Regions from separate parts of the Homo sapiens genome. Here region 2 is linked to region 1. The links are chromatin contacts, found by Hi-C or POLR2A ChIA-PET in ENCODE. All regions are on one chromosome and are shown on one strand. The core of a region is the stretch at or near the end of the contact, and the rest is flanking DNA. Distances in the headings are between cores, read along the strand shown. Region 1 overlaps LOC124900693 (a long non-coding RNA gene). Region 2 overlaps FAM114A1 (family with sequence similarity 114 member A1).

Region 1 (3,933 bases), core at 591-3,090:
TTTCTGGGCTTCATTCCAGGAATGGAGGGAAATAGCAGCAAACAAAGGGAAGGAGGTGAGCAGAGGGAGGGGAAAGGAAGAGGGCCATGACCCCTTCCCAGGGCAGACTTCCTGGGTGAGACAGGTCCCAGCCAGGGAAGGAAAGAAGATTTAAAGCTAAATTGTTTCTGAAGTTTTAACTATTATCTGCAACTTGGAATGCTAAAATCTGAATGGAGGCCATTTTGTGCAATTCAAAGGATATTTTATTGTCTGAATGTGACCTTGAGATCTCTGGTCTACCCAAGTCATCAGCAGGGGTAGAGGAATGCTGCCCCTACCCAATAGAATTAATTTAAAGAGGCAATGAGAGGCCCCACAAAACTTAGATCTGCCCCTACTGCTGTCATGGGATTTATAGGTGATGATAGAAGATAGATAGATGATTGATAGATAGATAGATAGATAGATAGATGATAGATAGATAATAGATAGATTGATAGATAGATAGATAATAGACAGATGATAGGTAGATAGATGATAGATAGTAGATAGATGATAGATAATAGGTAGATGATAGATAGATGATAGACAGAAGATAGATAGATAATAGCTAATAGATGATAGATAATAGATTGATAGATGATAGGTAGGTAGATAAATCGAGAGATGATAGATAGGTAGACAGATGATAGATAGAGTTGCATTTTGTTCACAGTGTCCTTTCCACCTTTTTGTAATGTGCCAGTTACACGTGATCTTAATCGTCATTCTGGCTGTTACACATGTGCAGTGTTGTTTCCTAAATAAACACTCTCCACTAACAGGACCCACATTGATTCCACTCTCGTGCACTCACTCATGAGTCATAATTAATTTTTAGACACTCTTTGAAGAATCACCTTCCTGATTGTATGTATGAAAGTTTTATTTTCTATAGTAATACACATTATACAGGCCAATATGAATTCAACATAAGCTCAAAATGGCAATTATTGTCTTCTAATGTCTGCAAACTATAGAGTCCCATACAGTGTTTTCACTGTATGACCCAGACCTCCCCCATCATGCTCAGCCAAAAGCCTATTCTGTACAGATTACATTTAGTCAGTTTTTTATTCATTCATCATTCATTGGATTGGGTATCGTCTGTATGCAAATCCTTCTGTGGGGTGCTGGAGATACAAATTTGATAGCTGGATGGACACACAGTCCCTGCCCTCAATGCACCCATGATCTAGTACCATATGAATTGATGGATATTAAATTGTTATGATAACCAGCGATGAGGATGATGTCAGCATTGTTTACAAGTTGCCATGGGAGCACAGGAGGAAGTAGTTAGCTTTCTTTTGCAATGACTCAGATCAGGTTTCACAGAAGAGAAGATCAATGGGGCTGGAATGATCAGTAAGACTTTCCCAGGCAGCTGAAGGGGGTCATGTTAGGCAAAGGGAAGAGCTTGTACAAAAGCATGAGTCAGGAAAGCCTAGGTTATGCTTTGGTAATAATATGACCCTGAAGCCTTCGTAGCTGAAGATAGCTGAAGTTTATTTCTCACTCAGGTCACCTGCCTAATCAGGTCAGCTGGACAGGAGGAGTAAGGAGCAGGGCCCTGCTCCACACAGTCACTTGGGGACCCAAGCTAGAGGGTCCAGCTGTACCACCTGGAACATGTGGTTTGTAAGCTGGCATTGCAGGAAAACAAAAAAAGCTGGAATTTAGCACACTGGCTCTTCAATGCTTCAGCTCAGAGGTGACACATAAAATTTTCATCCACAGCCCATTGGCCAGAACTAATCACATGCCTCCCGGAGTTGCAAAATGTACAGGAACACATGGCTATTCCATGAGTAATAAATGTCTCTGCTACAAGCACAAGGCATGAAACTGTTTCCTGGGTTTAGGGAACTGTGAATGGTTCACAATGACTGGAGAAGAGATTGCAAGAGGAAATGTCTAAAGAGGAGCTCGGAAAAGTAGGGATGAGATGATGAAATCTCATGTGCTCTGCATAGGAATTTGGACCACCTTATGTGCAGAGCAGAGCTTGAGAAGAGTTCTAAACATGGTATCATGGTAATACTTGTGTTTTAAAAATGTCTCAGCCAGGCACGGTGGCTCACGCCTGTAATCCCAGCACTTTGGGAGGCCGAGGTGGGCGGATCACCTGAGGTCAGGAGTTGGAGACCAGCCTGGCTAACATGGTGAAACCCTGTCTCTACTAAAAACACAAAAATTAGCTAGGCATGGTGGCGGGCACCTATAGTCCCAGCTACTTGGGAGGCTGAGACGAGAGAGTCACTTGAACCTGGGAGGTGGAGGTTGCAGTGAGCCGAGATCGCGTCATTGCACTCCAGCCTGGGCGACAGAGCGAGACTCCATCTCAAAAAAAAAAAAAAAAAAAAAAAAAAAGTCTCATGCAGCAATGCAGAGAATGAGTTAGAGGGGGTTGAAACAAGAGATAGAAAAACTAGTTTGATTCTTATAGTTGCATAGGTTAAAAATGATGAAGAAACTAAAACAGGGATTTGGGGGATGAATATGAGAACTCTTAAAGAGATACTTGTTAGAACATCATGACTATGTAGATATAAAAGAAGGAGAAGAATAGAATGACTTCCAGGTTTCTGCTTTAGGGCCTAGTGCCCCCAATCAGGATAAGGAGTACAGGAAAATGAGTGAGTCCGGGGAAAAGACATGGAGGCCAATTTGAGATCTGGTGAGTTTGAGTTACCCACTGCCTATTGCTATGTGTTGAACTGTGTCCTCCCAAAAGATGTATTCAAGTCACAATCCTCAATGTCTCAAGATGTGACCTTATTTGGAAGTAGGGGAGTTGCAGATATAGTTTGTTAAAATGAGGTCCTCTTGGAGTAGTGTGGGCCTTAATATGACTGGTGTCCTTATAAGAAGACAGTCATGTGATCATGGAGGCAGAGATTGGAGTGATGCACCTACAGGCCAAGAAATATCAAAGATTGGCAGCAAACTCCAGAAGCTAGAAGATGTCAGAAGGATTCTCCCTAACAGGCTTCAGAGGGGGCATGGCCCTGCGGACTTTCCAATTTCAGACTTCTAACCTCCTGAACTGTGAGATGGTGAATTGTTGTTTAAAGCCACCCAGTTTCTGGTACTTTATATTGGCAGCCCTAAGAAACTGATGCAGGTATCCAGGTGGATCTGTCCAGTTGAAAGATTTGGATGAAGGCAGACCAGTCTTCTTCCAAAAGCCCAAGAAGGGAATACTAAGGAACAACAGAGCATGCTGGGGCCTGCGCTGGAAGAAGGTTATTCTGTCCAGGGGTGGAGAGGAGGAAAGGGGATTGCACAGGGAAACCTCACGATGAGGATGACATTTGAAAAGGGCTTTGGGGAATAAAGAGCAATCTTTTTCTCTCCTAGCTGATGATAAACTCCTGGGAGCCAAGTTCACATATCTATTCAAGTAAAAGTATTTGACAAATATCTATTAATAACGCATTTTTGTGTTGGGCTCTGTGCTAGGTATTAAGGATATAATGGTGACCAAAATGGGCACAGTCCTTATTCTCATGTCACTTATAATCTAGTGAAAAGACAGACATTAATCAAGTAGTCACCCAGAAAAATATATAAGCAGTCATTCTGATCAATGAAATGGAAAGAAACTACCAAGTGTTAAAAGAACATATTGCAAGGAAATTGTTCTAGCCTGGAGTTTGTGAAACGCTTTTACAGGAAGCGATGCTTGAGCTGAGATCTGAAGTTAAAGGAGTCAATTTCAAAGAAGGAAAGGCAGGAGAAGCAGTCCAGACAAAGGCTCTGACAGAGGAAGGAATGGGTTTGTGCAGATTTGGGAATCTGAAAGACAGCCAGTGTCATTGCAGGACTGAAAGTAGGTGGAGTTCAGCAGTGGTGGGGAGGGACAAGGTCAGGTGTGTGTGTGTGTGTGTGTGTGTGTTTCGATCACCT
Region 2 (3,933 bases), core at 997-3,496, 710 kb before region 1:
AATAAAACACATAAGCCAACAGAACAGAATAGAGAACTCTGAAATAAAGCCACACACCTAAACCATCTGATCTTTGACAAAGCCAACAATGACAAACAATGGGGAACGGACTCCCTATTCAATAAATTGTGCTGGGATAACTGGCCAGCCATATGCAGAAGATTGAAACTGTTCCCCTTCCTTATACCATATACAAAAATAAACTCAAGATGGACTAAAGACTTAAATGTAAAACCCAAAACTATAAAAACTCTAGAAGAAAACCTAGGAACATAGGAAACACTATCCTGGATATCGGCCCTGGCAAAGATTTCATGACAAAGACTCCAAAAGCAATTGCAGCAAAAACAAAAATTGACAAGTGGGAGCTAATTAAACAAAAGAGCTTCTACACAGCAAAAGAAACTACCAACAGAATAAATAGACAACTTACATAATGGCAGAAAATATTTGCAACTATGCATGTGACAAAGGTCTAATATCCAGAATCTGTAAGGAACTTAAATCAACAAGCAAAAAACAAAACAAAAACCATTAAAAAATGGGCAAATGACATAAATAGGTACTTCTCAAAAGAAAACATATAGGTGGCCAACAAGCATATGAAAAAATGCACACCACCACTAATCATTAGAGAAATGCAAATAAAAACCATAATGAGACACCATCTCACACATAGATTTTCCCAATAACTCAGAGCTGTCATTTACCACGCTTTCACCCTCTCAAGAATATATAGTATCAACAGCTATCATTTATTGAGTGCTTACTGTATCCATGCTCTTTAAATGTATTATCTCCTGTGAGTTGAATGTTATCAGCTCCATTTTACAGACGAGGAAACTGAAGCTCAGAAGTCACACTTTTAGTAAATTCTACATTTGAAATTTGAACCCGTGTCTGACTTTGAGACTGAACCACATCAGAGCCCTATCAGCAATGCCATCTGCCTCTTTTCTTACATTCAGTCAGTGGCCAAATCCTAGAGGCTCTTTATTGAGAATCTATCTACATTCTTTTACTCCTATTCTCATGGCAAGGTCCTCATTATGGTTCATGATGACTATTTCAGTATTGGGTTCCCCTGTTCACTGCAGCTCTTCCCCTTACTTCCCATCCTTCACCTCACGGCTCTAATTACATGGCTCTCCTGCTCACACATCCTCAGGAGCTTCCCCTTCCTCTCCCTCCTGAGATGAGGCCACATGCTTCAGCTAGTATCCAGGGACCTCTGTGCTCTGATCCCACCAGGCTTACCTCCCACGATTTCCTATAAAACCTTAAATGAGACAGTGTAAATATCTGTGCAATGCCTGGCACATCCACAAGAGACCCTCGGGGGCTGTTAGTTCCATATGTTGTTCTTTTGCACATTGAAGACCCAGTTAAAATAACCGCCTCCTCCATTCTTTGTTCCTCCAGGTTGAACATTTTCCTTCTGAACCCTTCTGAGGGCATTTTGTGTTTATCTTACTTTAGACAGTTAAAGTCCTCTTTGATTAGAGTTGCTTCAGTTTTTCCTATGATTTGTAAATTCTATAAAGACAAAGACCTTCCTTGTTTTGTATTCATATTCTACATAGTACTTGGCATGGCTTCCTGTGCATAGTAGGAAGCTCAACAAATATGCCTGTTGAGTTAGATTAATATTTGTGTACAGACACTCAGGAGCTCTCTTACAGCAGATGGTTCCAAATGACTTGACATTTCCGTATTGTCTTTCTTTTTTCCTTCACCTCCCAGTTAATTGAGTTAGAATGTATTTGTGTAAGCAAAAATATCTGCCAGACCTTGAATTCAGTGATAATATTCCTGTAAACAAGTCTACATGTAAGAATGGCAACGAATGCAGACTTCCCTTGAGCTGGTATACAAAGTTTAGGATATTCAAGGTTGGCCGTGGGCTGTCAAGGAGCCAGGTTCAAGCCTAGCTGAAATAGTAAAGAACGATAGAAACCCACTGTATAGAGAAGGGGTAGTATTGTGGGTGGTTTATGGGAGGTGAGTAGAATTGATGGGGGCTGCTAAAAAGGCTGTTGTCATTTGGAAGTTTACAAAATCTTTGTGAAAACCTCTCTCTGAATCAGGACTAGCCTAGGACAGGGTGTTGGCAAACCAGTCTGCTGGCCAACTCTTGTCCTCTGCCTGTTTTGGTAAACACAGTTTTATTGGACCAGAGATACACCCTTTGTTTACATATGGGACCGTCATGGTTTCTCTGGCACTACAATAGCGGAGCTGAGTCATTGCAACACAGGCCATATGGGCTGCAAAGTCACAAAGCCTAAAATATTTACTATCTGGCCGGTTTCCGAAAATGTCTGCTTACCCATGGCCTAGGACTTTGCTTGATTGCCATGGCCTAAAGATTTCCCTGTCTTAATTTATTATCCTCACATGAGTCGTATGGACACAACAATGAGGAGAATGGGTTCATGAATAAATGATACCTTGCCATCACTTTTATTCTCATTTTTTTAAATCGGTAGATGGTAGACATTGTCTGATATTTTTATTTCTTTGTAAGGTAATTTGAAAATCCTTATTATTAATCTGGATTATTAGGAAGTCCCAAAATATTTCAGTTTTCTATAAGCAGGAACATCAGAGTAAATCTGGCTGTGATAAACACTTATGGGTAAATAAAAACCATTATGGATGCCTAAATGTACAAGCCTTGCCCTCATGTGTTGTTATCTTGTTCATGAAGTATCCTAAAATAGTTCAGCATATACTATGTGACACGTGCATGTTACTTAGTTTTAATTTGTGCCCTAAGGGTGGCTGGATGACATTTGAAGTGCCTTATTCAGGAATATACTATCCAGGGGTCTTTAGTAAGCACTTAAAAATCCGTAATGAGGTGACCACCTCTTTTTAGAGGGTTCATCTACCGTCTTCTCTGATGGGCACTCCAGGGTATGCTAATTAGCATAAGGGATATGAGAAATAATTTTTCACTGGTGACATGAAAGATGCCTCAGGTATGTGGATCGACAAGAAATAACGTACAGGTGCCTTCTCTGCTTCTATACCCAAGACATGAGATTGCACTGAATCCAGCAGCTGACTTACCCTTTGGAGTAGCGTTCTTCTAGGTTCTCTAGCTGAATGCAGGACTCCAAAGCCTGAAGGTGACTAGAAGCTTAGTTGAGTCCTGCCTCTAGAACACAGGCCTAAAAGGACAGTGAGCTAGGACTTCCTTGAGCTTATAAGAACAGACTGGTTAACTAAGCCTGTTTGCTAATACATGTGTGGGTTTATGGCAGAATTCCATCAGTGAACTTGGATTCATGGTAATTTAACTCTTGGTAGGGAAGTTGCAGAGGAGGAAACCTAGAGCCCTTACCTATCTCTGATGGCCAAATTACCTTAGGTCAGTTTATCCCAAATGTAGAAAAAGTACTGCAGTAAAACTCCTCTCTGTGGCTGTTCTGCATTCAACCAACACAAACCATCCCTTCAGAAATACCCCAGAAACTCAGCTGTAAGATGTTAAACAGGCATTGTTAAAACATATTTATGGACTATTGTCAAAAAATATTTATGGATTATTATTTAAAATATTTATAGATTATTGTTTAAAATATTTATGGATAATTTATAAATTTTATTAATACTAGATCTTTACATCTGTTAAATTTAAAAATGGTCATCGGTCAGGCATAGTGGCTCACATCCCAGCACTTTGGGAGGCCAAGGCAGACAGATCACTTGAGGCCAGGAGTTCCAGACCAGCCTGCCCAGCAGAGTGAAATCCTGTCTCTACTAAAAATACAAAAAAATTAGCTGGGCATGGTGGCATGTGCCTGTAATCCCAGCTACTCTGGAGGCTGAGGCATGAGAATTGCTTGAACCTGGAAGGCAGAGGCTACAGTGAGCCAGGATCATGCCACTGCACTCCAGCCTGGGTGACAGTGTGAGACCCTGTCG

What was found. Hi-C counts contacts between places; a loop is a spot of excess contacts on that map. ChIA-PET counts read pairs that join two places held with the same protein, here RNA polymerase II (POLR2A). Pooled maps may share reads with other maps.
Region 2: POLR2A ChIA-PET joins it to region 1 with 12 read pairs in PC-9. The contact joins two enhancer-like sites. A Hi-C loop is called at or near these places in 4 of 168 maps with a recorded cell type or tissue (CD14-positive monocyte, GM12878, ascending aorta and 1 more), 4 of 37 single-sample maps with no recorded cell type and 13 of 50 pooled maps. POLR2A ChIA-PET finds 5 or more read pairs at or near these places in 3 of 52 experiments (B cell, PC-9 and naive thymus-derived CD4-positive, alpha-beta T cell).

Annotation. Positions count from the first base shown.
Region 1 is chr4:38,158,503-38,162,435 of GRCh38, reverse strand. It overlaps LOC124900693 (a long non-coding RNA gene), which reads right to left. Exons shown (of 2, transcript XR_007058099.1): 2 at 890-3,933. Among named protein-coding and RNA genes, the nearest start is that of PTTG2, 200 kb to the right of the region's middle. RefSeq lists an enhancer at 1,088-1,589. Within about 2 kb of position 1,840, at least 15 of the 41 ENCODE cell types and tissues checked have a DNase peak (open chromatin) inside an H3K27ac peak, as active enhancers do.
Region 2 is chr4:38,871,109-38,875,041 of GRCh38, reverse strand. The region is part of intron 2 of FAM114A1 (family with sequence similarity 114 member A1); the gene reads right to left. Among named protein-coding and RNA genes, the nearest start is that of MIR574, 5.0 kb to the right of the region's middle. Within about 2 kb of position 2,246, at least 6 of the 41 ENCODE cell types and tissues checked have a DNase peak (open chromatin) inside an H3K27ac peak, as active enhancers do.